Linked DNA regions of Homo sapiens: region 1 is linked to region 2. Evidence: read pairs that join two places in POLR2A ChIA-PET (ENCODE). Cell type or tissue: GM12878. All regions are shown on one strand. Links, peaks and the distances in the headings refer to the core of each region. The heading gives the core; the rest is flanking DNA.

Region 1 (5,392 bases), core at 183-5,182, 380 kb after region 2:
GACAGAGTCTTGCTCTGTCGCCCAGGCTGGAGTGCAGTGGCGCGATCTTGGCTCACCACAAGCTCCGCCTCCCGGGTTCACGCCATTCTCCTGCCTCAACCTCCCGAATAGCTGGGACTACAGGCACCCGCCACCGCGCCCGGCTAATTTTTTTTTTTTCTTTGTATTTTAGTAGAGACGGGGTTTCACCATGGTCTCTATCTCCTGACCTTGTGATCCGCCCGCCTTAGCCTCCCAAAGTGCTGGGATTACAGGCGTGAGCCACCACACCGGACCAGTCAAGCCTGTATTTTTAAGCCCAGGTCCATACTGCCTTGCCCATTTTAATTGCAGGAGTCTTATTCGATAACTTCTGGACACCAGTTTCTTTTTGTATACCAGAGTAAACTTACACTGGATACAAAAAAATAATAAGTAAGAGAGAGAGGGAAAAAAATGAGAAAATGGGCAGTTTTAATTATCTTCTCTGTGGGTTCAGTTAAAAATGGCATTAGAGATCTGTCTCTCTTAGGAATATGCGACAATGTGAACATTACTGCTGTCTGTTTTAATAAAGGCTAACTAGTTTTACTACTAATGTTCTTTCTTCTTGTCTGGCCTATGTTATAACACATCGCTTGAATCTTACCATTTCTAAGATTGATTCTTAAGAAGTCAGAACTATTCTTTGCCTGGTACGAGATAGAAAAGAACATTTTCTCTTCTAATTTTAAACTTATGAATAGTTTGATTGCAAAGTTTTTTTTCATTGAATTCATTCTTAGTAGTAAAAATTGCTTTAAAGAAAGAAGTAGAGTAGCATCGTGGAAGATTGAAAGGATCTGGAGTCTGTCAGGTTTGGGTTCTAATTACAGTGACAGTTGCTATGATCAAGTACAACTTTCTTGACTCACAGTGTCTTCATTTGTATAATGGAGCTAACAACTGATTTGCAGAGGATTAAGTTAAATCATGTAGACAAAGTGCACCATGCATAGTAGGTATATTAAATATTTTAAAGAAAGAATTCAGTAAGTATCACTTTAAAAAGCAGTGGTTTCCTGGCTTTTATTTTGATTTCTTTTACTTTAATTTCTTTTTTTTTTCTTTTTAGACAGAGTCTCACTGTGTCACCCAGGCGCGATCTCGGCTCACTGCCACCTTCGCCTCCTGGGTTCAAGTGATTCTCGTACCTCAGCCTCTGGAATAGCTGGAACTACATGCATGCACCACCACACCCAGCTAATTTTTGTATTTTTAGTAGAAACAGGGTTTCACCATGTTGGCCAGGCTGCTCTCAAACTCCTGGCCTCAAGTGATCCACCTGCCTCAGCCTTCCAAAGTGCAGGGATTAGAGGCGTGAGGCACCACACCCGGCCTACTTTAAATTTTTTTTTTTTTAAGTACTTTGCAGCCTGATGCAGTGGTTCACGCCTGTAATCCCAGCACTTCAGGAGGCCAAGGCAGGAGGAGTGCTTGACCCCAAGGTTTAAGAACAGCCTAGCACCATTGGGAGACTTCATCTCTATAACAATTTTAAAAATTAGCCGAGTGTGATGGTGTATACCTGTAGTCTCAGCTACTTGGGAGGCCGAGGTGGGAGGATCACTTGGCCCCAGAGGGTCGAGGCTGCAGGGAGCCACTGCAGCCCAGCCTGGGTGAAAGAATGAAACCTTATCTCAAGCAAAAAAAAAGTACTTTGCGTTCATGGATTTCACTGTACATTATAGTATAGCAATTAAGAACATGAATTCTGGATTCCGATTACCCAGGTTTGAATCTTGATTCTACTATTACAAAAAATATGATCTTGGGCAAGTTACTCAATGTCCCTCCACCTCAGTTCTCCCTATGTAAATGAGTGATAGTACTACCTGCTTCATAGGATATACATGGAAATGGCTTAGCAGTCAATAAATATTGACTACTATTTTCATTATTAATTTGTGGTGCATGCCAAGGCATTATTTTACTTTAACTTGTGAAGTAAAAGTTGCCCAATATCTTATCATTTCAAATGTTGTATTCATCAGCCATAGATTTCTGACAATGGCAGATGAAACCAGACCAACTGCTGAGATTCCTCCATGAGAATGACAAATTAACAGAAGGAGATTCCAATAATACTACTACAGCGTTGGCCATTCTTACGGACAGACATTTCTTCCTCTTACTCTTTATGTCTTTTTTTTTTTTTAAAGAGAATATTCTAGAATGGAGGCCTGGACTTACCATTCTCTTTCTTACAAGTTAAGAGAAGGCTGCCCCAGGGTGCCTCAGTGCCACCTGTTTCTCATCTATTGAGACTTTGATCCTGAGAATGGATTCACTTGAGCAGTTAGATAGCTCAGCCCTGACACAGCCGACCGCGCTTGGAAAGGAAGCAGAAGTTTTAAAGGGTGGCATGGTTTGCTTCATTACCAGACAAAGGCCAGCAGGATATTCAGGTGTACTGAGTTTTATGTACAAACTATACTATATTCTCAGAGCTTTGACCCTTGGAAAAACACAGTTAAAATGTTTTCCTCTCCATCTGACATTCATTTCCAGAACCAGTGAAGTGAAAGGGTCTATTAGTTCAAGGCCAGATTTGAAAGCACATGAAAACTACATTCATGAGGTTAAGAAATGGCTTAATAATTAAGTTAAAACACTTGAAAGTGGGTCTAATTTCAGACAGGTCAGCTAACCGTGCTAGAAGCAAATGAGGGCGTGTTTCTTCCTATTTTTCCTTCCACCCCCAAGATAACTGGCTCCCAAGCAGTTTTTTCTGTTCCTTTTTTTTCTTACTAAACTTTATGTGAGACTAAATTCTTCATCGCTGCTAAGTTCACGTCACAAACAATTAAAACCATAGTACGTTTAATATTTTATGCATTTTTCTTTCATTTTGTATCTTGTTAGTTTCTTTTACAGACTGGTTAGGACGTATTTGAGTTTCACAGTCTAGATACATAGCTTTTATTCTATGCTGCTGAGCTATATTTTATTGACCGTTGCAGCTGAATTAGTATGACTGTCACTTCACACTGTGTTTAGTGTGTTTACAATACCTTCCGTGTACCAATTTGAGTACCATCCAAAGTATCATCAGAGCAAGCTGATGCTAAACAATTAGCTTTCATTTCACTTGCATCACTAATTGTGCAATCACTGATGATAATTCTCTTCCTCCTGAGGGTTGTAGCTGGAGCATCGTGAGGGAAATTGCATGCATCAGGGAACTAATTGTGCCTTGATAATAATAATAGCTACCATTTAGTGAACCACTACTATGTGCTTGGTATTGAGGCTCTTTACTCGTATTACTTCAGTTTATTATTCTAGCCTGGCCTAGGGCAGCTAGAACACGATGAAGTTCTTTATACAGCTGTACACACCCACATAGAGGCATCATAGGATGGGACTGAGCAGGCATTTTCCCCACCTCTCCATCCTTTGTCCACGTTCAAGATAGGAGGCAGAAGGAGCAGTGAGCCTGGGACAAAGACGTGGACCGACTTCCCTAGCTAAGCGCTAAGGAAAAGAACCAGGCCCCCGAGCCTGAATTACTTACATATGCAACATGCAGGTAGCACCTGGCCTCTTATAATATGTTTCAATGTTTATTATCCAGGAACGGAATGAAATCTTAGAGATGGAAATAATGAATATGGGCTTGGTCTTCGAGAAGTTTTTGGTCTTGGCTGTTCCTCTGGTAATACTGCTAATCAATTGTGACCCTGGTAGGGAGGGATTGGTGTGAGGGAAGTGGTCTTGTATAGGTATGCTAGCTCACCTGTGCGACATAATTACTCCTGTGGTTAAAGTTTTATGGATAATTTTCCCAAATCTAAAAGGGATCCCTTAAGAGCAAAAGGGATTCTTTATCATGAAAGCAGTGAATGGAAAAAAAGCCTCCTTAGGAGAACCAAAGATATATTTCAGCAGCAGCAGAACCTGAAAGGTCATCTAAGCCCAGCCACCTATCCCTGCAGGATGGGACTAGGGAGGTTCCAGAAGACCATGATTTCCTGTGATGATTTGAACCCAGGTGTTGGGAACCACTCTTCCACACTCACATTTTCACTGCACTATTTCCCCTTCACATGTCTTTACCTTTTCACTCAGTCAACAATTATCAATGACGAGTATGACACTGTATGCATCAAAGAACTAATTGTGCCTTGATAATATCTGTCTGTGTCAGGACTGTCTGCATCAGTCCTGGTTTATACGTGTTGTAATAGTATTAATAATATGCCCTTATTCCACTCCTCAAAGTATTCTAGTTTGGATGATAAATTATATGGTCATCCTATAAATTCCAAAAGTTGAGCCAGCGCTGTGTCAAGCACTGCTTGGGATACAGAAGTTGGAGATACCATCCTGCCCTCAAGGAGATAAAGTCTAGTTGGGAAGAGAAGATATGTGCTGCTGTGGTCTGAATGTTGGTGTCTTCCCAAAGTTCAGTGTTGAAACCTAATCACTCATGTGATGGTGTTAGGAGCTGGAGCCTTTGGGAGGTGGTTAGGTCATGAGGGCGGAGCCTTCATGATGAGGATTAGTACCTTTATACCATACTAATGAAGGCTCCAGAGAGCTGCCTTGACCCTTCCATTGTGTGAGGACACAGCAAGAAGACTCTGTCTATAAACTAGAAATCTGGCCCCCACCAGACACCAAATCTGCTGGCACCTTGATCTTAGATTTCCCAGCTTCTAAAACAGTGAGAAATAAATATCTGTTGTTTAAAAGCTACCCAGTTTATGGCATTTTGTTACAGTCACCGAAACGAACTAAGACAGTATGTACATATGAAACAAAATCTATAATATGTCAAATGTTAAATTGGTTGGCGTTAGATCATAAGAAGTTGGAAGATAGGAGATCTCTGATGACTTGAGGTATCAGGAAATGTATGGGTCAGGATTCTTTGCAGACAACAGAGAGCAGTTTAGTTAAACAGGAAGGAATGTATGAAAGGATGCTAGATGGCCCACAGAATTGTTAGAAGGGCCAGGGACCAGAATCTTTGCTGAGTTTTCCAGAAACAACACCCAGAACCACACAGGAGCTTCTGGTAAGAGGTGTCGCCTCTGCTCCACCTCCCCCAGCAAGGCAGAGGCCCCATGCCCCATCTGCTTCCTCATGAAGCTTCCCAGTCAATGTCTCACATATATCACATCTGACTGTGGAACCCAAGTCTCACATTTACACCCTGGGGACAAAGGAGGTTGGAAAATCATTTTTGGCATCTGTAGTCATGGGGAACTGTCAATGTGGAGAGGGTTTTCAGACAACTTCTACTACAGAGAGTTTCATGGATATGGACTTTGAAGGTGAGAAGAACTTAATCAGGCAAGTAAAGAAGGAAATTTTTCTCACTGTGAAAGGAACCAACGCAACGTGACAGAATGCACAGACTAAGAAG
Region 2 (5,392 bases), core at 138-5,137:
AACTAGAGTCTTACCTGAAGGCTTGACTGGGGAAGGAGATTCTTCCAAGCTCACATGGTTGTTGGGAGCATTTAGTTCTTTACAGGCTATTGGATTATGGGCCTCAGTCTCTTGTTGGCTGTCAATCAGAGGCCACCCTTAGTTTCTTGCCATGTGGCCTGCTCCATAGGGCAGCCTACAACATGGCAGCTTCTTCAAAGCCAGCAAAAGAGAGAGTTTTCTAGCTAGATGGATGTTATAATGTTATATAATGTAATGATCCAAGTGACATCTGTCACTTTTACCATACTTAACTGGTTAGAAGCAAGTTACAGATCCTGCCTACACGTAGGGGGAAAGGATTCCGCAAGGGCGTAATTCCAGGAGTCAGGATTCTGGAGGCCATATTCCAGTCTGTTGTTAAGAGGCTCATATAACATTTTTATTAGAGCTATCTGTATAGAAGTGCTATGATTTTCTTATTTGTATTTTAAAAATTCTTGACTGTTAAAATGGCATGTTTGTGATAATTAGCTAATATATCTTGCTTCTTTTTCCTCTTATAGCAGATAAGTTGTAGTTAATTGGTAGTTCATGTTAAAGTTTTATTTATATTTCTGCTTTTTCCTACCATTTCTTCTCATGAGTAGGCTGGAGAGAGCATGTGCCAAATCCCGACTCCTTGGTATTATCTGAAATGATTGATTAGTTCTGCCATCTTTAACTCTTCCCTTACATTCCAGGTAGCTCCTCTTCTGGTTCTTCCTTTTTCCTTTTTCTTTGTTCCTTTCCATTCTTCCCCTTTGGATCATTTTCTATTTCACTCTGCAGTTTAATGACTTTTATATTCCCCATATATATTTTATATGCTCTATAATTGTGTGTTGAAAGTATGGTTTAAATGACATAATAATTTTGAATTTGCCTTAGTAACCTGAAGTTTTTACAGTGGGTTCTGTTGAGACTGCAGGGTTCTTAGGGGTTAGAAGTGAGAAGATAGGCAGATAAGCTATAAATCAGTTCTGCTCAGTTCTGCTCAGAATGTGGACTGTGCTGGCTTGTGAAAGATTATTACGAGTCAAAGATAAGATATAGACAGAAATAGAAGGTAAGTGTTTAGAAACTTTTGTAGGGTTTGGTGGGGTTTTTTGTACTTTATTTGTTAAGTATTAATGATAACATTATGTCACACACTGTGCTTTTACAACAGCTCTCATGAACTTTTAAAGTATGGTTTGATTCTTCCTGATAGTACTTGTGGCATCGAAGCATACCCTGAATGACAGGCTGTATTTACTGTAAATACTTTAAAAAATTGTTGCTAACAATATGAGTGTAATTAATGAATTTTAAATGGTCCCAGCTTATTGATATTAACCCGTTGATTATTTGTTGTAACTTAGTAAATTATTGCCAGATTCTAAATATGGGTATGCTACTTAGAGAGGTCCCCAAGACCCCTGTAGTCTTATTAAGGCATTTCTTTGTTGGGTTTGTATCTCCTCTCCATTCTATTTCTTATTCTGTCATTTTGGGGGGATTACTTTATTACATTACATATTTGGGAGATTAGCTACTTTTTCTTTACTCACAAATATGACCTGAATTTGGTCCCATCAGGGTTTCTGCTACTTGTAATTATATCATTTCCTTTTCAAACAGAACCTTGCTTAAATAGATGTAGCAATCTTTAGTCCAAGTACAGCTTTTCTCCTTTGTAGGGGAAACTGGAGTTTGGAGGAACAGTTTAAGCAGAAGCCACTTTTCCACTCTCATGGGCTCAACCTAGGTGTCTTCACAAGAGAATGGTTGGCTTCACTGGGTTCATGTTAATACAGGGAGGAGGGGAGCCCACTTAAAAATACAGTCAGTGTCACAAAAATCTTTTTGGTTTTTTCCTCCCTAAATATAGTATTTCTTTTTGTAATAGTTTTATCCTCTGATTTTTAAAGCATCTTTTTAGTTTTTCTTGCTTGCTTTTCTTGTGAAAGTTGCTATTTTCAGGTGTTTTGAATTGTTTTGGAAGTTATAAATGGAATTGTGTACTTCAGAGAAGGTCAAGTTTAGAACTCATCATGTGTCATGTGCCTATCTCCCTTCTTTATTTTTAAATGGCACACGAGTGTCTGACTCGCACATGGTATTTCTTGCTTTTTAGACTGGTGCCAGACTCAGTGTCTTTTGTTTTTAATAGATAAACGTCTGGTGGTTTGTGTTTTGCTGCGAGATGCATGTGAGTCATACTAATCACGAACTCCGTCCTTCCTCCAACCTCTGATTATTTTTGGACAATTTACCTATACCTCAACATCTTGAAGCTTATATGTTGAAAATCTCAACTGTATATCTGTTTATAAGTATTCTGATTAATCACCTGCACTTTTCATTTCCTTATAGATTTATGTATTTACTTTTTTGGTGAGCAAACTACCAGTCTTGTTGGCTTTGTTTTTATACTTGTATATTGTTCACAAAATTAGCAAAAGACTTAAGATAATTGGCCATTAATCTTTGTGACTTACTTTCTTCATAGTCATGGACATTACCAAAAATCTTAATTTCATTAGTATATCTAATTCTGTGAATTACACTCTTCTAGCACAGTGGCTCATAGTTAAAAACAAACAAAACCAACAATACTATGATCAAAAAGACAACTGATATATTTTATGTTATTATTAAAGAGCTTGTTCAGCATTATCAAAATCGTCTTTATTTCCCCAATATGTTATGACAGGTGGTATGTGTAATGGTTAAGAGCATAGATGTTGGAGCCAGACCGTCTGGATTCTACCACTTAACCAGCTGTGTGATGTTTTTGATATTTGGCAAATCACTTTACCTTTCCATTCCTTGGCTTCATCTCTGTAAAATGAGGAATAGTAGTACCTACCACATGGGGCAGTTTTCAGTATTAGCTAAATATATGTAAAGTGCTTGTAACAGTACCTGGCGCTGCCCTATAAATGCTATGTATGTTCTTAGCTGCCATTGTTTATCTTTGTGATGGTCTCTATTTGTGTTACAATTTTTTTAACAATAGCAAAGAAACCTTTACTTATGAGATATTAAAAGTATGTACTAAGATTTAAGTTTTTTAGGCTAAAAATTTCTAGTAAAGCTAGTTTCTATAACTCTTAAGAGATGAACAATTGAAGCTAAACACTTTTCATTATCAAGGGCTATTACAAAGTGATGTTTTAGACATAAAAAAAAAGGTCTATGGAGTTGCATGGAAGACTAAGTTATGTGGTTCTGCCTTTTTTAGCATTCTGGCCTTCTGTGTTCGTTTAACATTTGCAAAGTTCCAAATTGAAGACATAAAGATAGGTGATTTGTCAATGAGGTAGTATAAAGTCCTACATGTCTTATATCTAGAACTGAGGTTTTCATTGAATTACCACTTACATTTTCTTAAGACTGTCGATATACTTCTATGTTATTGTTTTAGTTTTTTTTTTAATTGGGAACATTTCCTTGAACATTCACTTAGAGTATCAAAAGAAGTTTTTGTTTGTGGTTGGAAAAAATGTCTTTAACCTGCCAACAGAATTTAAAATTGCATAAGAAAATGGGTGTTGATGCTGAGAAATGGTGTGTAGGCAGCAGATCTCTTGTTCTGTCTGAAAACAGTGATGAAATACAAACAACAAATGTGGAATTACTGTTGCTCTATTTTAGTGTGGGAAAGATAACTTCAGAGTAGGGAGAACAATTTCTGCTGTTTTAATAAACTTTTATTATATTTAAGCATGGGATTTAGTTGGCAATCATTATAGGGATAAAACAAAGCTAATTTCTATAAATAGTACTGTAATGCCTGTTTCATTATTATTATTATTATTTTGAGACAGAGTCTTGCTCTGTCACCCAGGCTGGTGTCCAGTGGCACAATCTCGGCTCATTGCAACCTCCACCTCCTGGGATCAATCAATTCTTGTGCCTCAGCCTCCCAAGTAGCTTGGATTGCAGACATGCACCACCGTGACTGGCTAATTTTTGTATTTTTAGTAGATACAGGGTTTTGCCATGTTGGCCAGGCTGCTCTCGAACTCCTCACCTCAAGTGATCCACCTGCCTCAGCCTCCCAAAGTGCTGGGATTACAAACATGAGCCACTGTGCTTGGCTGTGTTTCATTATATTTATGTTGAAATTTAATAGGTATTTATAGCTTGGGTTTCCTTGATTATCTTTAGGTAATTGGTGAACTGTTGGAATTGTCCATAGAATTATATTTTCCTCTTGAAACTTTTATGATAGATTAGCATTAACCAGTCTGTCGTTCTTGTGGTAAACTAAACATTACGTAAAGTTGACCTTTTTAACTATTTTTAAGTGGATAGTTAAGTGGCATTAAGTACATTCGTGTTGTTGTACAAACATCACCACTATCCACCTCCAGAACTTTTCCCTCTTCCCAACCTAAAACTCTGTACTCATTAAACAGTAACTCCCCATTCCCTGCAGCCCCACCATTCTACTCTCTGTCTCTATGAACTTGACTACCCTAGGTACCTCATATAAGTAGAATCGTATAGTGTTTGTCATTTTGTGACTGGCTTTTTTCAGCTCGCATAATGTTCTCAAGATTTATCCATTGTGTAACATGTCACATTTCATTTTTTAAGGCTGAATAAGATTCCATTGTACATATATAGTAGTTTGTTTATGCATACATCTGTTGATTGACATTTGGTTTGCTTCCACATTTTGGCTATTGAGAATAATGTTTGCTGTGATCATTACTATACAAATATCTGTTTAAGTCTCTGGTTTTAGTTCTTTTGTGAATTTCACTAGAAATTGAGGGATTTAACCAGAGATGGCTAGATCATATGGTAATTTAATTTTTATTTTGTTTTAGTAGCTGCCACACTGTTTTCCTCAGCAGCTACACACCATTTTACATTCCCACTGTCTGTGGAATTTTGTGTTGTTTATATTTTTCTTGAGAATCAGTCGTTAGATTTCATTAAACCTCAGAGTGAACTACTGTTCTAGTATTTAGTTCCTAACAGATTCATTTCGATTCCTATATACTCAATACAACAAGTATTACAGATTCGTTATATTAGGCCTATTTACTTGCTTCCTCATATCACGAAAACTTTCTTGGGTAGATGCAATGCAAGGCATTACCCTTCACCTTAGTCATATGGGTTAAACAAAATAGGTAACTCCGGAATTAGGCAAAATCTTGTGTGCAGGAATCTTGAAAAACTGTATTATTTTTCAAGCTCTCCAAAAGATTGAGTTGACAAAAGAAAAAGTAGCATCAAATGTTTTATTTTAGGTCCTTCTGTACTGCAAGAGCAGAAGTAGACCAATGTTAATAATTTTGATTTCTCAGATTCACTGAAGAGATGTGGGTCTACAAACACTTTAGGTACTTGGATCAACTATTCTCAACAT

Evidence for each region. ChIA-PET counts read pairs that join two places held together with the same protein. Peaks named below come from ENCODE experiments on the same cell type or tissue, not always from the same donor. Only the 100,000 strongest peaks of a DNase experiment are listed, where the experiment ranks them.
Region 1: POLR2A ChIA-PET joins it to region 2 with 5 read pairs; 2 of 35 experiments call an interaction of 5 or more read pairs at or near these places.

The regions. Positions count from the first base shown.
Region 1 is chr6:21,205,855-21,211,246 of GRCh38, forward strand. All of the region lies in intron 15 of CDKAL1 (CDKAL1 threonylcarbamoyladenosine tRNA methylthiotransferase), which reads left to right. Among named protein-coding and RNA genes, the nearest start is that of LINC00581, 300 kb to the right of the region's middle. In GM12878, for the core only: no CTCF peak of the experiment used is centred there; no DNase peak of the experiment used is centred there; H3K27ac peaks cover 1,088 bases.
Region 2 is chr6:20,824,421-20,829,812 of GRCh38, forward strand. The region is part of intron 8 of CDKAL1 (CDKAL1 threonylcarbamoyladenosine tRNA methylthiotransferase); the gene reads left to right. Among named protein-coding and RNA genes, the nearest start is that of CDKAL1, 290 kb to the left of the region's middle. RefSeq lists a silencer at 925-1,125. In GM12878, for the core only: no CTCF peak of the experiment used is centred there; no DNase peak of the experiment used is centred there.